Linked DNA regions of Homo sapiens: region 2 is linked to region 1. A link is a contact called in ENCODE Hi-C or POLR2A ChIA-PET data. All regions are on one chromosome and are shown on one strand. Each heading gives the region's core, a stretch centred on a gene start or an enhancer-like site at or near the end of the contact. The rest is flanking DNA. Distances are from core to core; before and after follow the strand shown.

What was found. Hi-C counts contacts between places; a loop is a spot of excess contacts on that map. ChIA-PET counts read pairs that join two places held with the same protein, here RNA polymerase II (POLR2A). Pooled maps may share reads with other maps.
Region 2: a map of mammary epithelial cell shows a loop between it and region 1 (4-fold over the local background). The contact joins two enhancer-like sites. A Hi-C loop is called at or near these places in 5 of 168 maps with a recorded cell type or tissue (CD4-positive, alpha-beta memory T cell, CD8-positive, alpha-beta T cell, aorta and 2 more) and 3 of 50 pooled maps. POLR2A ChIA-PET finds 5 or more read pairs at or near these places in 2 of 52 experiments (CD4-positive, alpha-beta T cell and activated CD4-positive, alpha-beta memory T cell).

Annotation. Positions count from the first base shown.
Region 1 is chr9:78,072,796-78,077,149 of GRCh38, reverse strand. No RefSeq gene overlaps it. Among named protein-coding and RNA genes, the nearest start is that of GNAQ, 43 kb to the right of the region's middle. Within about 2 kb of position 2,314, at least 3 of the 41 ENCODE cell types and tissues checked have a DNase peak (open chromatin) inside an H3K27ac peak, as active enhancers do; they include CD4-positive, alpha-beta T cell and CD8-positive, alpha-beta T cell, where a contact is called at or near this core.
Region 2 is chr9:78,130,254-78,134,607 of GRCh38, reverse strand. No RefSeq gene overlaps it. Among named protein-coding and RNA genes, the nearest start is that of GNAQ, 100 kb to the right of the region's middle. Within about 2 kb of position 1,792, at least 4 of the 41 ENCODE cell types and tissues checked have a DNase peak (open chromatin) inside an H3K27ac peak, as active enhancers do; they include CD4-positive, alpha-beta T cell and CD8-positive, alpha-beta T cell, where a contact is called at or near this core.

The sequences.
Region 1 (4,354 bases), core at 1,065-3,564:
GTGTCTTTTAATTGGAGCATTTAGCCCATTTACATTGAAGGTTAATATTGTTATGCATGAATTTGATCCTGTCATTATGATGTTAGCTGGTTATTTTTCTCGTGAATTGATGCAGTTTCTTCCTAGCCTCAATGGTCTTTACAATTTGGCATCTTTTTGCAGTGGCTGGTACCAGTTGTTCCTTTCCATGTTTAGTGCTTCCTTCAGGAGCTCTTGTAGGGCAGGCCTGGTGGTGACAAAATCTCTCAGCATTAGCTTGTCTGTAAAGTATTTTATTTCTCCTTCACTTATGAACCTTATTTTGGCTGGATATGAAATTCTGGGTTGAAAACTCTTTTCTTTAAGAATGTTGAATATCGGCCCCCACTTTCTTCTGGCTTGTAGAGTTTCTGCTGAGAGATCAGCTGTTAGTCTGATGGGCTTCCCTTTGTGGGTAACCTGACCTTTCTCTCTGGCTGCCCTTAACATTTTTTCCTTCCTTTCAACTTTGGTGAATCTGACAATTATGTGTCTTGGAGTTGCTCTTCTTGAGGAGTATCTTTGTGGCATTCTCTGTATTTCCTGAATTTGAATGTTGTCCTGCCTTGCTAGATTGGGGAAGTTCTCCTGGATAATATCCTGCAGAGTGTTTTCCAACTTGGTTCCATTCTCCCCGTCACTTTCAGGTACACCAATCAGACGTAGATTTGGTCTTTTCTCATAGTCCCTTATTTCTTGGAGGCTTTGTTTGTTTCTTTTTTCTCTTTTTTCTCTGAACTTCTCTTCTCACTTCATTTCATTCACTTGATCTTCCATCACTGATACCCTTTCTTCCAGTTGATTGTATTGGCTACTGAGTCTTGTGCATTCATCATGTAGTTCTCATGCCTTGGTTTTCAGCTCCATGAGGTCCTTTAATGACTTCTCTGCATTTGTTATTCTAGTTAGCCATTCATCTAATTTTTTTTCAAGGTTTTTAACTTCTTTGCCCTGGGTTCGAACTTCCTCCTTTAGCTCGGAGTAGTTTGATCATCTGAAGCCTTCTTCTCTCAACTCGTCAAAGTCATTCTCCATCCAGCTTTGTTCCGTTGCTGGTGAGGAGATGTGTTCCTTTGGAGGAGGAGAGGCACTCTGATTTTTAGAGTTTCCGGTTTTTCTGCTCTGTTTTTTCCCCATCTTTGTGGTTTTACCTACCTTTGGTCTTTGATGATGGTGACGTACAGGTGGGGTTTTGGTGTGGATGTCCTTTCTGTTTGTTAGTTTTCCTTCTAACAGTCAGGACCCTCAGCTGCAGGTCTGTTGGATTTTGCTGGAGGTCCACTCCAGACCCTGTTTGCCTGGTTATCAGCAGTGGAGGCTACAGAACAGTGGATATGGTGAACAGCAAATGTTGCTGCGTGATCATTCCTCTGGAAGTTTTGTCTCAGAGGAGTACCTGGCCGTGTGAGGTGTCAGTCTGCCCCTATTGGGGGGTGCCTCCCAGTTAGGCTACTCGGGGGTCAGGGGCCCACTTGAGAAGGCAGCCTGTCCGTTCTCAGATCTCAAGCTGCGTGCTGGGAGAACCACTACTCTCTTCAAAGCTCATTTGGAAATGCAGAAATCACCCATCTTCTGCATCACTCACACTGGGAGCCGTAGACTGGAGCTGTTCCTATTCGGCCATCTTGGCTCCACCTGCAGTCAGTTTTTTAAAAAAGGAATCCCCCAGTGAGATTTCACATCAGGTGGCCACCAGTTACATAGTCTGCCTTTTTTTTTTTTTTTCTTCCTTCCCTTAACTGTCTCACTTTCTCACTCCCTTACTGATGGATCCTGGAATCACCTCAAACAGACTACCTGAAATCACATCCCATGACAGCACTTTTTCTGGGAGACAAAAACCTAAAATAGAAAACTGAAGGAACAAAGCACTCCTGCCAATGGGTGTGGCAAAACGTTTCTAAAGCACTGGCTTAGAGAAGGGATACTTAGCAAAAGTTTGCTTTAAAGTTTGAAAAGTATATTCAGCACTAAATAGATGCTCCCACAACTGACATGGCTGCCTATTGCAGCCAGTAGTCCTCTATTTTGCAGCCACATCAGTTGCCTTGGATTACATCATCTGTGGTGATTGAGGCTGCAGCCATTAGGTTACGCTGTCCATGTGGCTTAACTAATGTAAAGGGATCCAAATCCCAGGCCATTGTTGTCTGGTTAAATTTTTCTTTTTAATCAAAAATTGTTCCGAAACAAAAGACAAAGACCAGCAAAGGAAATAAGATAACAAACAGTTATGTGGGTTTTTGTGACAGGAAGAGGGCAAGAGAAAAGTGTCTTTGAAAGGAAGATTCAAAGCATGATTCATATCTCTAAGCTAAGTTGATGATGCAGCTCCTGGCAAATGACTTCCATTTAGGACAACTCCATGAATGTTTGCTGAGTGAGTGAGTGAATGGATGAGGGGATGTGTGAATTCATAAATAAGTGAAGGGATGTTTGCTCTGCCAAAGAAATCCTCTTATTGCCCATTCCTGGAAGATGAAGAGAGGAGGAAAGAACATGGTTACCTTCACAGTTAAAGTCATGTAGGAGGCTTTATGAGTATTTCAGGGCAGGGTGGAGTTGAAAGCTCTCTCTCGTCTTGATAAGGCCAGGGTCAATGTTCACAGAGAATAGAGCCAAACTTCTGAAAATTAAAAAAAAGTTGAAAATGCAAACCTGACTAGACATGGGAACAGGTTGTAAGAAACCCTTGAGAAATGAGTGATGCATGACTTCAGATGTTCTAGAGGAAACTTTATGGACTTCTGGACAGTGAAGAGCTATAGCTGGAGAAATAATCTTTTTGACCCTCTGATCTACCCGTAGAGAAACCAGCCTCACAGATTACACTTAAAATAGTCTTTATCCCCCAACCTAAACTATTTCTCTCCACCTTTCCTCCCTCCCTGCTTCCCGCCTAGCTTCCTTCTTTCCCTCCCCACTTCCTTCCGCCTGTTGTTCCAGTTCCCCTCTTACCATCCCCCCTGCTTTCTTCCTTCCTTCCTGCAAATAGTTGAATTACAGTTAAGAAAAATGACTTTTGACTTAAGTGAGATGTCAAAAGAAGAAGAAACCGGGCTTTAGAGAGGAGCAGTAGATCAGGAAAGAACAATTGGTAGAAAAGTCATTTGAGGTGATCATCAAATAAAAGTTCTAAAGGGAAGACCGAGGAAGAGAATTGCAGAAGGAAGTGCTGAGTGTGCGAAGGAATGGAGGAGCTGTCCAGGGCACAGGCTGCTCCACGTGGTGAGAGTAAACGATGAGCGTGGGTAGGCGCAGAGGATGATGTCAGAGAGTTGACAGGAGCCAGATTTTAAAAAGGCTCACGCCTGACACCATCAATAGCTGTTCCCAAATGTGAACAACTCCTGACCCACACCCCACCAAATTCTCTTGTAAGTGTACAAACACATGGACTGGCACACCCTTGTTTCAATATGAGCCATACAAATTCATATACTATTCCTGATGTCAGGGCACCTTGGACTATACCGTCTATGGTGATTGAGGCTGTAGCCATTAGCTGAGCTGTCCATGTAGCTTAACTAATGTAAAGGGATCCACATCCCAGACTATGACCCAGCAGTGCCCCTCAGGTCACATGTTTATATGTCGGGGAGGAAGGGCCGTGGAACATCTCTCCACTGGGGATGGGGTTGGCCTTTTGATCCATCTATTGTCCCTTGTAATTTCTGGCAATGACATCAAAGATCAGCAGCTCAGTCAATGGAAGGATTTTATACAGGAATTTGATGTAATCAGATTTGCATTCTAGACAGAAAATTTCAGACAGTTGAGAGAACAGCAACTTTAGTTTAATTTACGCTCAGACTTTACAACTGAATCCCCTTGTAAGATGTGACTTCTTAATCCTTACAACCAGAACAAGAAAGAAAAAATCTCTTAGCATGCATTAAAGGTACAGAGGTTTAATATTAATGAAACCAAATAAACACTTTGGAACTCCCCACCTATTTGCCATCAACACATGGGAATTGATAGTCATCTTAAAGCTAGCCTGGCATGACCACTCGGACATATGGACTTTCTTTTTCTTCCTGCTTTGATGTTAGCTCAGTAGTTCTCAAACTTTCATGTTTAGTTAGATTGCATATGCGAAACCATATATGCTGTGCTAGGTGGGAAATGTTTGAGTCATTTTGACTCTTTGAGACCTTTGCATTATATACTCTCTAGCCTCTCCACCTAAGTTTAAGATTCTCATCTCTAGTCTTGAGCAATGGTCCAGGAAAGAGATAAGAACAGCAGAACTCAAGGTAATGGCTGCAGGAATGTGAAAAACATCTATTCAGGAAACTGGAGCTTTGCTTCCTAACTCTGTCTCCTGCTCTCT
Region 2 (4,354 bases), core at 543-3,042, 58 kb before region 1:
TGATTTTTGGTCTTAATGATGACCTCCACTTGATGCTGGAGCCTCAAACTTGAATTTGTCATATCTTCTACTTGTGAGTTATTTGCTTAAAAGGCCCACATAGAGGGGAGCCTGAAAGCTGGTTTACAGTGAGGCTTGGCACCGTCTGTACATTTCTCTTACCCATTCTGCCCCAATAATAGAGAACTAAGCACTTTTCAGGGAAAGATGCAGATGGATGAAGGAGGTAATCTTTATAAAAATTAATACTAAAATACAATTTTTCCTTTAATGGTGAAATCAACTTAAGATTTAGTTTCCAAAATGGTAATCCAGCACCAACATAGGAAGATAGAATTTTGAGCATTGCAGGCATAAGTGTATTAAGGGCTGTGTGAGTTTATGGGGACTGGCAGGGGCAAGACTTGGGAAGATGAGCTATTTTTCAGACCTAAATATTAAAAAGCTCTTTACTGAGGGCACAAGAAGAGAAAACTGGATTTTACATCTAGGAAATTTAGACTTTGTCAAATACCACAAGAATGCTATGAGGGACCTGTAAGGAAGGCACCATGGTGGCTTTATAAGAAAAGTGGTGACTTGCTTCTTGGGAGGTCACAGCCTTCTCAGGAGACTGCAGGTGAAAAGCTACTGGACCAAAGGTCAGAAAACCAGGGGTCTGAGTCATCCTTCCACAAACCAAATGTGTCACCTTTGGCGAGTTTTCTGGTTTTGGCTTTCTCATTTGTAAAGCCAGAGTTTCAAAATAGTAGGTCTTTAAAGACTCTTTCAGGTCTAAGATACTACAATTTAGAACTTAGAGTTCAGTTTTCTAGCCTGTATATTCAAACCATACTATCAAGTCTAATTTTTTTTTTTTTTTTTTTTTTTGAGACAGAGTCTCGCTCTTTCACCCAGGCTGGAGTGCAGTGGCATGATCTCGGCTCACTGCAAGCTCCGCCTCCCGGGTTCACGCCATTCTCCTGCCTCAGCCTCCCGAGTAGCTGGGACTACAGGCACCTGTCACCACACCCGGCTAATTTTTTGTATTTTTAGTAGAGACGGGGTTTCACCGTGTTAGCCAAGATGATCTCGATCACCTGACCTCGTGATCTGCCCACCTTGGCCTCCCAAAGTGCTGGGATTACAGGCGTGAGCCACCACGCCCAGCCTGTCAAGTCTAATTTTTCAAACAGTAGAAGAATTTAACAATTATCTAGTGATTTTGAGTGTAACTAACCCAAATAAATGATGGCAAAATAATTGACTGAGTATTTCAGACTGCCGCTAGTGCTTGCGCAGGTCCTGGTATTACTTTGGCTAAATAGTAAGTTTCAATTCAATTCAACCTCAAATTTTCAATGTTATCCTTCTTTTTTTTTCTACTTCTTGCAAGGTCATCCCAACCTCTATAACTATTTCATTTGTAGAGAATACAAGTGGAATTGTAAATATCTGTGGGAATTTAAAAATAGAAGTGGCACTTTGGTTTCCTTTATTTTCACATTCTTTAAGACACGAATATTTATTGCAACCCCTTCCAAAACACACAAAATGTACATCTACATACACACACATTGACCAACACCTAGATCTCTTCACATTTAGTAAAGCTTAACCTATTCAGTGGTCATTAAAGATTTCAGAGCCAAAGATATGAATGATTAATGACTGGCCAAGAGGGGATATTCAACTGAAACGTTAAAAGGCCCTACTTTGTATTCTAAAAGGTATTGAATTTTGCCCTGAGAAAAATGAAAGTGAAAGTGCTAACTGAAGAAGTCAAATGGTTTCCTGGATGGAAAGATAACTTCCTATCCTGTCTTCTATATCACTGTGTAGGTTCTTAGAGGCCAAATGAGATGGTACATTGACAAACGTTGAGACTGACCTGGTCAAAAGTGACTTAACAGATTTTTCAAACATCATACACACCTAAGCCCGAATAAGGGAAGCCTGCCCACTACTATTTGCTGGAAATTCTTGTATAAATATTTCAGTGTGGCTTTTATTCTTTGATGCTTCTAAGGGTTTTTCTGGCACTTGAGGAGTTACATACCCATTCATCTGTCAAAATTGAAAGAGGAATGTTATTCAAGAGAGTGTTCACATGTCTGAATAAATGCAGCAAAATAAGACAAGTGAAAAATGGCTCAGTCCTAAGTGTCCTAAGCATTCTGGAAAGCGCATGTACATTTTAAAACTGATTGCTTTTTTAATTTTCTGTGTATCATGTTCATGGCTTTTAAAAAAAATTTACTGATTTTCTTGATGAAGAGTTTAGCAAATGCAGAAATTGAATCTTACTTTCCAAATGTTTTGATTGCTTCTAATTGCCTTTAGTTTTTTTATGTGTGTTAGTTTAATACCACAGAAAGCTTTAGAATCATTAGCTCTAGAAACATAAGCCTGCCACTTAATCACACAATGAGTGAATCACTGGCATCCAGGCTAGCCAGAAAGCCAGATCTGGAGCTGTCTGTTCTAAGCCTCAACTGGGAGATTCATCTGTCTTAGGCTGCTCAAATCACTTCTTGTCTAGTGGAAATTTTCAGAATGCCCTCACAGCTATAAATTTCCAACATGGTATAGAAATTCATTGGCCCACCACAACTGACTATTCTAGGGAGTGGAAGAAGCTTTTAGTTATATTCATTTTCTGAAACAAAAAGAACTCTTAACGGCCTCTTGTCTATCTGTCTCCTCTCCTTTGCTACCCTACCCAACAGCAGCAATGGTATAATGCGAAGATAGCCCCCAGAATTCCATGTACCAAAGGTTATGAATTGGTCTTGTATTAAAAGCACAAACCTCAAAATTAGACCTGGATTCAAATCCAGCCTCCCCACTTTTAGTTGTGGGCCCTAGGAAAAGTTATTTACTCTCTCTTAGCCTCAGTTTTTTCATCTACGTGATGGAAGAAATAATCTCTACTTCAAGTAGTTGTTATAAGAATCGGAGAAGATAATACATAAAAAACAGACAGCTCCTGGCAGGGACTAAGTGCTTTTTTTTTTTTTTTCTTTTGAGACAGGATCTCGTTCTGTTGCCCAGGCTTGAGTTCAGTGGCATGATCATGGCTCACTGCAGCCTCGACCTCCTGAGCTCAAGCCATCCTCCCACTTCAGCCTCCCTAGTAGCTAGGACTACAGGCACGCATTACCACGCCCATATAATTTTTGTATTTTTTGTAAAGACGGGGTTTCTCCACGTTGCCCAGGCTCATCTTGAACTCCTGGGCTCAAGCAATCTGCCCGCCTCAGCCTCCCAAAGTCCTGGGATTACAGGCACGAACCACTGCGCCTAGCCATAAATCCTTATTTAATGGGAGCTGTTAATGTTGTTGATGTTGTTGCTATTGTTGTTGCTAAGTTCTATCTGTGAATTATTCTACATTCCCAATAATCAGTGGAAGTCTTTGAATCTTATCAGTGGAAAGGAGTTTAAAAATCTTATCCCCCAATCCACTTAATTTACAGATCAAGAAACTCATGTTTCTGTAAAATATTCAAGAGGCCACACACTTGTCCAAGGTCACACAGAATGACCTGAAGGATGGCAAAGTCTCTTGATTTCCAGACCACAGTTTATTCTGCATGCAGTGCTCATGTACAATACTTTGATTGTTCTTTGGTACATGCAGGATTATTTCTCCTGCTTTCATATTTTTCTGATCACTTACAGTTTTAGTTCCAGCTTGCTATTATGTGGAATCTTAGATCAATATATGCATCTGAAAAAATGTGAAAATAGTGCAAATTAATTAGAAGCCAGAAAACCTAATCAGAAGAGAAACATTTTGAAAAAAGTGCATAAACAGTGCAAAATAATTTAGAATACCTATCCAAAGAACTGTTGTAGGAGAATAACGACTTTGTTATGAATAATGATAAACAGTTTTCTTTTTGATTTTCTGAAGAAATATTGCCAGGAAAAATGGTGTTAGATGCAAAGTCTAATATATGTTCTCCATATATATATCTTTGTATATATTACCAAAAAAAAACTACATTTAAAGTTTTGTTTTTTCTTCTAAATGTTTCACCTAAACAAGAATGAAAGTTTTGGAGAGAGGAAGGAAGAGAAAGAGACCTAATGTTATTTTTCTCCTGCTACAGGAGGGAATTTACCAAGAAATAGAAAATAGATGCCTTATTGTTGGATTGTGGCTAAGCAGTTCTCATTGCTGGAAGGACTTCCACTGAAGCCCAAAGCAGAAGAGGGAATTAAGTAAGCGACTCTTGCTTAAGCTGAATCTCAAATATCTTGCTGGTAGCTAGAATATAAAAGAGGGAGTCGAGGCGAAGCTATGACTCCACACTCCTCTCTTGTGCTAGCATTGGCTCAGCTTTGTTCTCTTTGGCTGGCAGCCTCC